Regions from separate parts of the Homo sapiens genome. Here region 2 is linked to region 1. A link is a contact called in ENCODE Hi-C data. All regions are on one chromosome and are shown on one strand. Each heading gives the region's core, a stretch centred on a gene start or an enhancer-like site at or near the end of the contact. The rest is flanking DNA. Distances are from core to core; before and after follow the strand shown. Region 1 holds the start of FOXI2 (forkhead box I2). Region 2 holds the start of AS-PTPRE (lncRNA antisense to PTPRE protein-coding gene).

Evidence for each region. Hi-C counts contacts between places; a loop is a spot of excess contacts on that map. Pooled maps may share reads with other maps.
Region 2: a loop to region 1 is called in a pooled map of right lobe of liver, with 2.2 times the contacts of the local background. The contact joins the promoter of AS-PTPRE here to the promoter of FOXI2 in region 1. A Hi-C loop is called at or near these places in 1 of 168 maps with a recorded cell type or tissue (pancreas) and 2 of 50 pooled maps.

Annotation. Positions count from the first base shown.
Region 1 is chr10:127,735,815-127,739,317 of GRCh38, reverse strand. FOXI2 (forkhead box I2) reads right to left here and starts at 2,133. Exons shown (of 2, transcript NM_207426.3): 1 at 1,534-2,133; 2 at 1-798. The coding sequence starts at 2,044. The coding sequence ends at 353.
Region 2 is chr10:128,061,028-128,064,735 of GRCh38, reverse strand. It overlaps AS-PTPRE (lncRNA antisense to PTPRE protein-coding gene), which reads left to right and starts at 2,311. Exons shown (of 3, transcript NR_136150.1): 1 at 2,311-2,609. It overlaps PTPRE (protein tyrosine phosphatase receptor type E), which reads right to left. Exons shown (of 21, transcript NM_006504.6): 9 at 3,021-3,057; 10 at 1,556-1,653. RefSeq lists enhancers at 630-1,228, 1,568-1,777, 2,188-2,237, 1,569-2,768.

The DNA of each region.
Region 1 (3,503 bases), core at 884-3,383:
GAGTCAGCCAGCCTCCTTGGAAAACGCTGGAGCTGAGGGCCGACCCGCCGCCCCTTCAAGGCAAATCCCTCGAGAGCACAGGTTCTAGACGCCCAGGGCGGCTGGACTTAGAGGCAGAGCAGGGAGGTTCCGAAGGTCGCCTGGGTGAGGGGTGCACAGCAGAAGGGCCACCCACCCCAAAGCCCAAGAGCCGCTCAGCCCAGCTCCCTGCTGGCCGAGCCGCCCCCGGCTCTGCGCTTCCTCCCAGGGCACCAAGGCCTTCAACGCCAACACGTGGGGCTGTCACCAGGGGAAACCGGAGGCCTGAGCTCAGCACCTCTGGACCCGCACCCGGCTAGCCTCCAGCCTCCCTTCAAACTTCGGTCCCTTCCCGGCTGTAGAGGAGGTGACTGAGGCGGAAGCCGGCGGCCGCGGTCTGGTGGCCAGGGGCGAAGCCAGGGGAGGGGTTAAGGGTCTGGGGAGCGTGGGTGGCGACTGTCGGTGGCCGCCTCCCGAAAGAAAAGTCGCCCGCCAGGCCCCCGGGGAAGGTGCCAAGGCCGCCAGCCAGAGCGCTCATAGCAGAAGCGAAACCGGAGAAGCAGGTGGCGGCCTCGGGTGCGGATGGAGAGGGCGAGGCCTGCAGGTCCAGGCAAGCCGCGCTCGGGGGCTCCAGCGCTGGCGCCTCGGCCCCTCCCACGCTCCTGGCTCCCGAGCGCACGGCCGCGCTGGCTTCAGCTCTCCTCTTCCTCTTCCTTCGGAAGTTCCCGTTGTCAAACATCTTCTCGCAGTTGGGGTCCAGGGTCCAGTAATTGCCTTTACCTGCAGAAGAAGAAACAGCCCAGTTCAGAAGGTTCGAGCTTTGACGGGCCGTGGTGTGAGCCAGCGAGGAGGTCAGCTTCAGAAAGATCCCCTGCTGGCCCTTACAGAGGGTCTGAGTCCTCGCCCCCATTCCACCCTTGACGGGCACTCTGTACCCGATGGGCCTCCACAGCAGGACTGGGAAGAAAGTGACAATCCAGAAAGGAGGAGGAAGGGAGCCCTGGGAAAGGCCGAGCCCCGTTAAGGTGAAGGAAGGCCTGCGAGATGCTAATGGTGGGACTCCGCCAGCCGCTCTGCCAAGGACAGCGCAGACCACGCCAGGCCCCCAGGTAGGCTCCAGAGCTTTCCAAACGGGCATCCTATTTGTTTTGCCCATCCTTGGGGTAGGCGCTGTCTTCCCCATTTTACCAGGTAGGGCACTGAGGCCCAGGGAAGTTGAGTCACTCCCAAGGTCACCCAGCTTGCTGGCTCTCCCGCTTCTTCCTCCGAAGGAGCGCACAGAGATTGAGAGCCCCGGGACCGCCGCACTGTAAACGCGGGCCTGTGGTGGGCTCAGCCGCTGTCTGAGAACCTGTCCATGCCCAAGCACTTCTTCCCCTTCTCCCTCCTCCCCGGGTATCCCCAACCGCGCAGGGAGAAATTAGGTTGTCTAAGGTGCTCCCACCCCCGGAGTGCCCGCGGCCCGGCGGGAAGATGGGGAGTCCTGGACGGAGCGAGCCGGCGCGCCGCTGTTACCTGGGTCGTCCTCGTCGCGGGGCACCTTCTTGAAGCAGTCGTTGAGCGACAGGTTGTGGCGGATGGAGTTCTGCCAGCCCGCCTTGCTGCGCTTGTAGAAAGGGAAGTTACCAGCCACGTACTGGTAGATCTGGCTGAGCGTCAGCTTCCGCAGCGGCGCGCTCTGGATGGCCATGGCGATGAGCGCCGAGTAGGAGTAGGGCGGCCGCACCAGCCTCAGCAGCTCCTGCTGGCCGGAGAGGCTCAGCCAGGCGAGGTCGGCGCCCGCCAGGCCGCCCGGGGCGCCGAGGAGCGGGCCGGGAGCCCCGTAGCTCGGGGCCGCGTAGGGCGGCGCAGGCCCGGGACCCGAAGCGTAGGACTTGGGGCTGAGCGCTGGCGCGTTCACCCACAGGAGGGGGCCCCCGCCCACCGCGCCCAGATCCCCTGGCTCATAGCCCGGGGGGTGCGCGGTGGCCTGGGCCTGGCCGGGCGGGGCCGAGGAGGGGCCCAGGTCGTCGCAGTAGGTGGCCATGTCCAGCCGCGCCCGGGCCTGGGCCAGCGGTGCCGCACCGAAACTCACTGGCGACCCATCCAGCTTGGCCGCCAGCAGCGCCCGGGTGCGACCAGCCCGGCCCAGCCCTCCGCCCTTTAAACACCGTCGGGGCCAGAGCCCATGGAGAGTGACGGTGGCGAGCCCCTCCCCTGGCAGCCCTGGAGGAGCGAAATCCTTGTCCTCGCCCTGGTGTCAGTTTTCCGCCCCGCCCAGGCCTGACACGTCCTGGACCGGACGCCCCTCTGATTCCCCCTTCCTCCTTTGTGCGATCCGTCCCGAGTCCACAGTCGCTCGCGGTCTTGGTTGCAGGGACCCTAAGTCCGTAGCCTCGTCTGGCTTCACGGGCCCCGCAGCCCCGACTGCCCTGGACCGTACCACGACTCCTCAAGGCCCCCAGGGCTGTGGCTTGGGAGCCCCGTCCAATGCGCGGCCCCTTTGCTCGGCTCGGGACATCTCGCCCCAAAGAAACTCGCCTCGCCGGGGCCCCTGGGTTACCCGGGACTCGGGGCTAGGGATAGAGGGCGACTACACTGCGCAAGAGATCGCAATGAAGTCCGTAGATCTCCAGGCTGGAGCCGCAGAGCGAGGTGGCGAGGTGGAGAACGCGGGGCTGGGCCTGGACAGCGGCCCTGGGGTCGTCTGGAGTCCTCGCTCCCTCAACCCGGAAGGCAGCGGACTGACATCTGCGCCGAAGTCGCGCGTACCCCACGGAGGGTCGGGACCCTGGAAATTTCGAACGCCCCAGCAGTTCAGGGCAGTCATCGCTTTTCCCAAGCCGGGGAGTCCGGGGCCCCGCCAGGTTTCTCCGCGCTGTGACCTCGGGCGCGCAGAGCGGAGAGCGCCAAGCTCTCTGCTGGGTGTCGGAGGACGCGCCGAAAACAGGGACGTCTCTGCAGTGCGTCCGACACCAGCTCTCCAGTCCTGCTGCCGCCCGGGGTTGCTGCAGCCCGGGTTATCCCGGCCCCCCAAGCTGCCCGGCTTTCGGCCTCCCCTGCTCCCCGCGCTGTGGGGTGGCGGAGGATGGACCCAGGCTGACGCTGGGCTGGGTACCTGGAAAGAGGGCCCGCCTCCCGGACTCCGAGTCGGGCACCTGTGCGAAAGAGGCGAAAATTCAGGCCTGGTGCTCAAGGCTCAGAGATGAGGAGACCTCCCCATCCCCCCAGATTCCTGCCGGCGGTGTTGGCGCTGACCTCCTGGAAGCTGGCCTCGCCCTGGGTATTCCCCAGCGTTACGCGGGCCTGTGGATCTAATTTTAATTCATTTGTAAAACAAAAGGACCAACCCTTCCCGACTTTTGGCGGTGGAGGAGGCTTGTAGGTTGAGGCCAGCGGTTCGATCGAGGAAAGAGTTTGGGTTTGGGGATTAAAGGGCCCATTTGAGTCAGCGACTTACTGGTGGTGCAGCCCCTCGGCCTCCCAGATCGTAGTTCCAAATTTTA
Region 2 (3,708 bases), core at 1,062-3,561, 330 kb before region 1:
CCCAGCACTGAGTCACAGGAGTGGAAAAATCCAGTAGGAGGTTGTGGGGGAAGATGGAGAGAAAATGCCAGTGACACTTTCAGCAGAATGACTGAAAGAGGGAAGTGAGGGCGTCCTTGAGCCCCACTGCTTCTGTGCTGGTCTCATGCTTGGAGCACCAACCCCAGGAAGACTGGTCCCTATGGGCCATGGGTCACGGGGGACCCTGAGGCTCCTGATGAAGGGTCAGCCTCCTTTTCCCTCGCGTGGGTGTCCTCCTCCATGGCCGCTACAGCGCAGGCAGAGTGAAGAGTCCTGGGCTGGGAATCCCCTACTTCCCTCTGTCACTCTTCCCTCTTCCCCATGACAAAGCATGACAAGGGCAAGATTTGCAAGGGCAAAGGGGTGGCCCTCCACAGTCCTGTTTCAGCTCCCCCCAGAGCAGAATGAAAGCCTCCATCCTATTCCTGACCAGAAACGGTGGCTGGAGGCTGCTTCCTGTGTTTTGGGTGGCAATTAGTAAGCTGGCACTGCGGGGACCAGAGCACCTCCCAGCCTGCCCTTCCTGTGGGCTCCTGCCACCCATCTTCTGCCCCAGCTGAGCTCCCCAAGGCCTGGTACTCCCATCTAAAAATGGCAGCCCTTCCCCACAGTCCTCGCTACAATGCCTGGGAACTGCTGGGGCCAGGCCAGCAGATGACTGAGGAGCTCAGGACACAGCAGGCCCTGAGCAGGGCCGGGCAGGACACACGGCTCCCACTGAACCGGGCCTTCATGCCAGAACACGCCAGAAGCACAGCCTCCTAACTTCGCCCCACCTGTGGTAAGTGTCCCTCAGGCTCCCAGTTCTTCTTTCATTCTGGAGAGTGAGCTCACTGCCTATGGCATGGCTCCCTGCCTGTCACTCAACCCCACCCCCGCACCCAGGCTCCCCACAGCCACCACTTCTCAGCCCTGAATTTGAGCCCCTACTCCTTGCACCTGGGACAGAGCTGGCCCAGCACAGCAGATGCTAATGAGTACTTGTTACATTAGGAAACGAATCAGTTCAACTTTTCTTCTTTGTCAATGATTCAAATTCTTATAACGTACATGCATCCTTTTTTGAATTAGAAACAGCTAATTAAATATATTCGGATGACAAATCAACATTTCTTCAATATACCAACGTTTTCCAAAAGCATTTCTCTAGTCTGGATAATAAGCGCGAAATCATGTTCATTTCTAGCCTGAGCTCTGCCGCATGACACGCTCAACATCCTAAAACTCTAAGATTCATGTCTCTCATCAGGCAGGCAGAGCCATGGGGCCAGCCGGGGGCCACTCTTACTTGGGAAAAAAAGGAAACTCTTGTGTCATTGTGTTATCACAGATTAGATAACAGTGAGATGCTGGGGACACAGGGGATTTGTTTCGTGAAGAAAATGCTGTAAGCCACTGCATGTGTTTGGGTTTTTTTCTGCAGTGATAGTGGGAGGAAGGGAGGGAAGTAGGAAAAGGAAGTGGTAAGAACATCCCCAGCCCGGCAGCAGCAGCTGAAAGGAAGTGATACCGGGGCCAGATGCCTGGAACTCACCTCTTTCCTTTCTTTCAAGTTTGTTAACATGACGATGGTCGCAGACTTTTGCTCCCAGACCATTCTCCAGAAGTCGTTAACCGTTTCCTGTTTGGGACCTGTGTGTAGAGGACAATTTCGAAGTCAAAAGGCATGAAGGGAAGTCCCTTTGGGGTCCCAGCCCCGGCACCCTGGCCGTTGGCCCCTGGACAGCTGTTCACTCCCTTCTCAGGCTTGTTGGGGACACACACGTCATGCCCTGAAGCGTTCCGGAACCGGTAGGGGCTGCCTGTCCTGCCACTCACCCACTCCAGCTAGGAACTCCTCAGTGGGCAAGATAATTGGGCCCAGGTTGAGTTATGACGTTCACAGGTAAGAAGCAGGGTTCAGATGAGGGCTGGGTCTACAGCCAAGTGTGGGAGAGCTGGTGAAAGCCTTGCGAGAGGCAGAGACTGGCCAGCCTCACCCTGCATTCCCAATCCCCTCCTCTTTGTCAAAATCTTACTCTCAGCATGGTGCTGTCCAATACGATATGAGCTAAAGTCCCTCGGGAGGGGGATGTGAACAACAGACAAAGTGTCACTAGGAGAAAGTCCTCTGCCCCTATCCACTTCCTGTCTGAGCTGCGGCTATTTTGCAGTCCCGAGCTAAGTGCTACGTGCTGAGGGGGATGGGCGGGGAGATAAGGAAGCCCCTGGCCCTGCTGCTGTCCTGCCGTGGGCTAGCTCCCTGTGGGTGTCTGCTGGCAAGAGAGAAACACATGCTTTCATCTGCTTCAGCCAGGATCGTCAGGTTTCCTGAGGTTTCCAGCTGGGCACATTCCTGATGGCCTCTGCGTGTGCACATGTGTGTCCTTTTTTCTTAGAGATTCTGCATTTGTAACAACTTCCCAGGTGATTTTGATGGACGCTGACTTTCAGAGCTCATTGCCCTAAAGACTCCTGGCCTAAGAGTGAGGAAGTCTGAGGAATCTGGTTTCAGCTCCACTGATATCTAACCGCACGTACACCAGGTCCTGCAGATGACAACCTCTGGTGGAACGGAGTGATGCTGGATTCAGTACTCAACACACAAGGTAGCCCTGTGCAAGGTGAAGGGCACGTTTTCACAGCTGAAGTATATTCTTAGTTATGGCCTTGATCTGAAAAGCTATTCACCCCACTAACCCCTCGCCCAAACTTGGGGAGCCATGTAGGGCTCAGCCAGCTGAGAGAAATTCAAGGTTATCTGACGCAAGTATTAACAAGCTGGAATGGCAGCCGGGGCCATTGCGTGCCCTGTGTTCACACCATATAGGTGTGGGAATAAGTGTGTGTTTCTCTGACTACACATATCCGTTGTGTGAATGGATATCTAACGTGTCTGTTAGGTGTAAACACACACACACAAATCCAGTATAAGTCCTTGGTCTTGTTGGCATACAGAGAAGGAAATAAGAGCTATTCACGTTACCAAAAATACGTTGAGAAATTAATAAAAAGCTTACCTTGAGCTGCTATGAATTTATTCTTCTCTTTGTAACCCTAGAAAAAATAACATCAGATTTATATTTTTTCAGAATTATCTTTGCTGAAAGGATTTGTTGGTGTTGCTGTTAGGAAAGCAGTACATATTCACCATGGAAAATTTGCAAAACACAGGAAAAGGTTAAGAAGGAAAGAAAACTCACCAGCAATTCCAGAAATAACAAATCCTACTTCATACGTCCCCTCTCTAGTCTGTTTTTCTGCCAAACCTTTCCCAGACTCACCCACAAGCAGACATGCAGACATTTCTGTCCTCTAATTGGGTGAACATGTACAATTTATTTTATGTTGTATTTTTAATGGGAATTTTATAATTGATATTAAATGATCTTTTAAAGATTAATACAAATCAAGTTCTAATAGTCCACTGCACATGGTTTTACCACAATCTGTTTAACTACCCATGCTCCCTGTTCTATTTGGTCAGGAATATACATAATGCTGTAGTGAACATCCTCTGTGATCATCTCTGTCTCTTGAATTCAAATTCCCAGATGCTGATGCCAGTGTGTAAAGCACGGGCAGTTCCGTACCCTTTGTGCTTGTGGCCAAACTGCCCAGAAAGGTTGTGACAATTTACACTCCGGGCACCAGACAAGAAAGTGCTTACTGCTCATGCCCCAGCTGGGCCAGGGGAACAAGAAACCT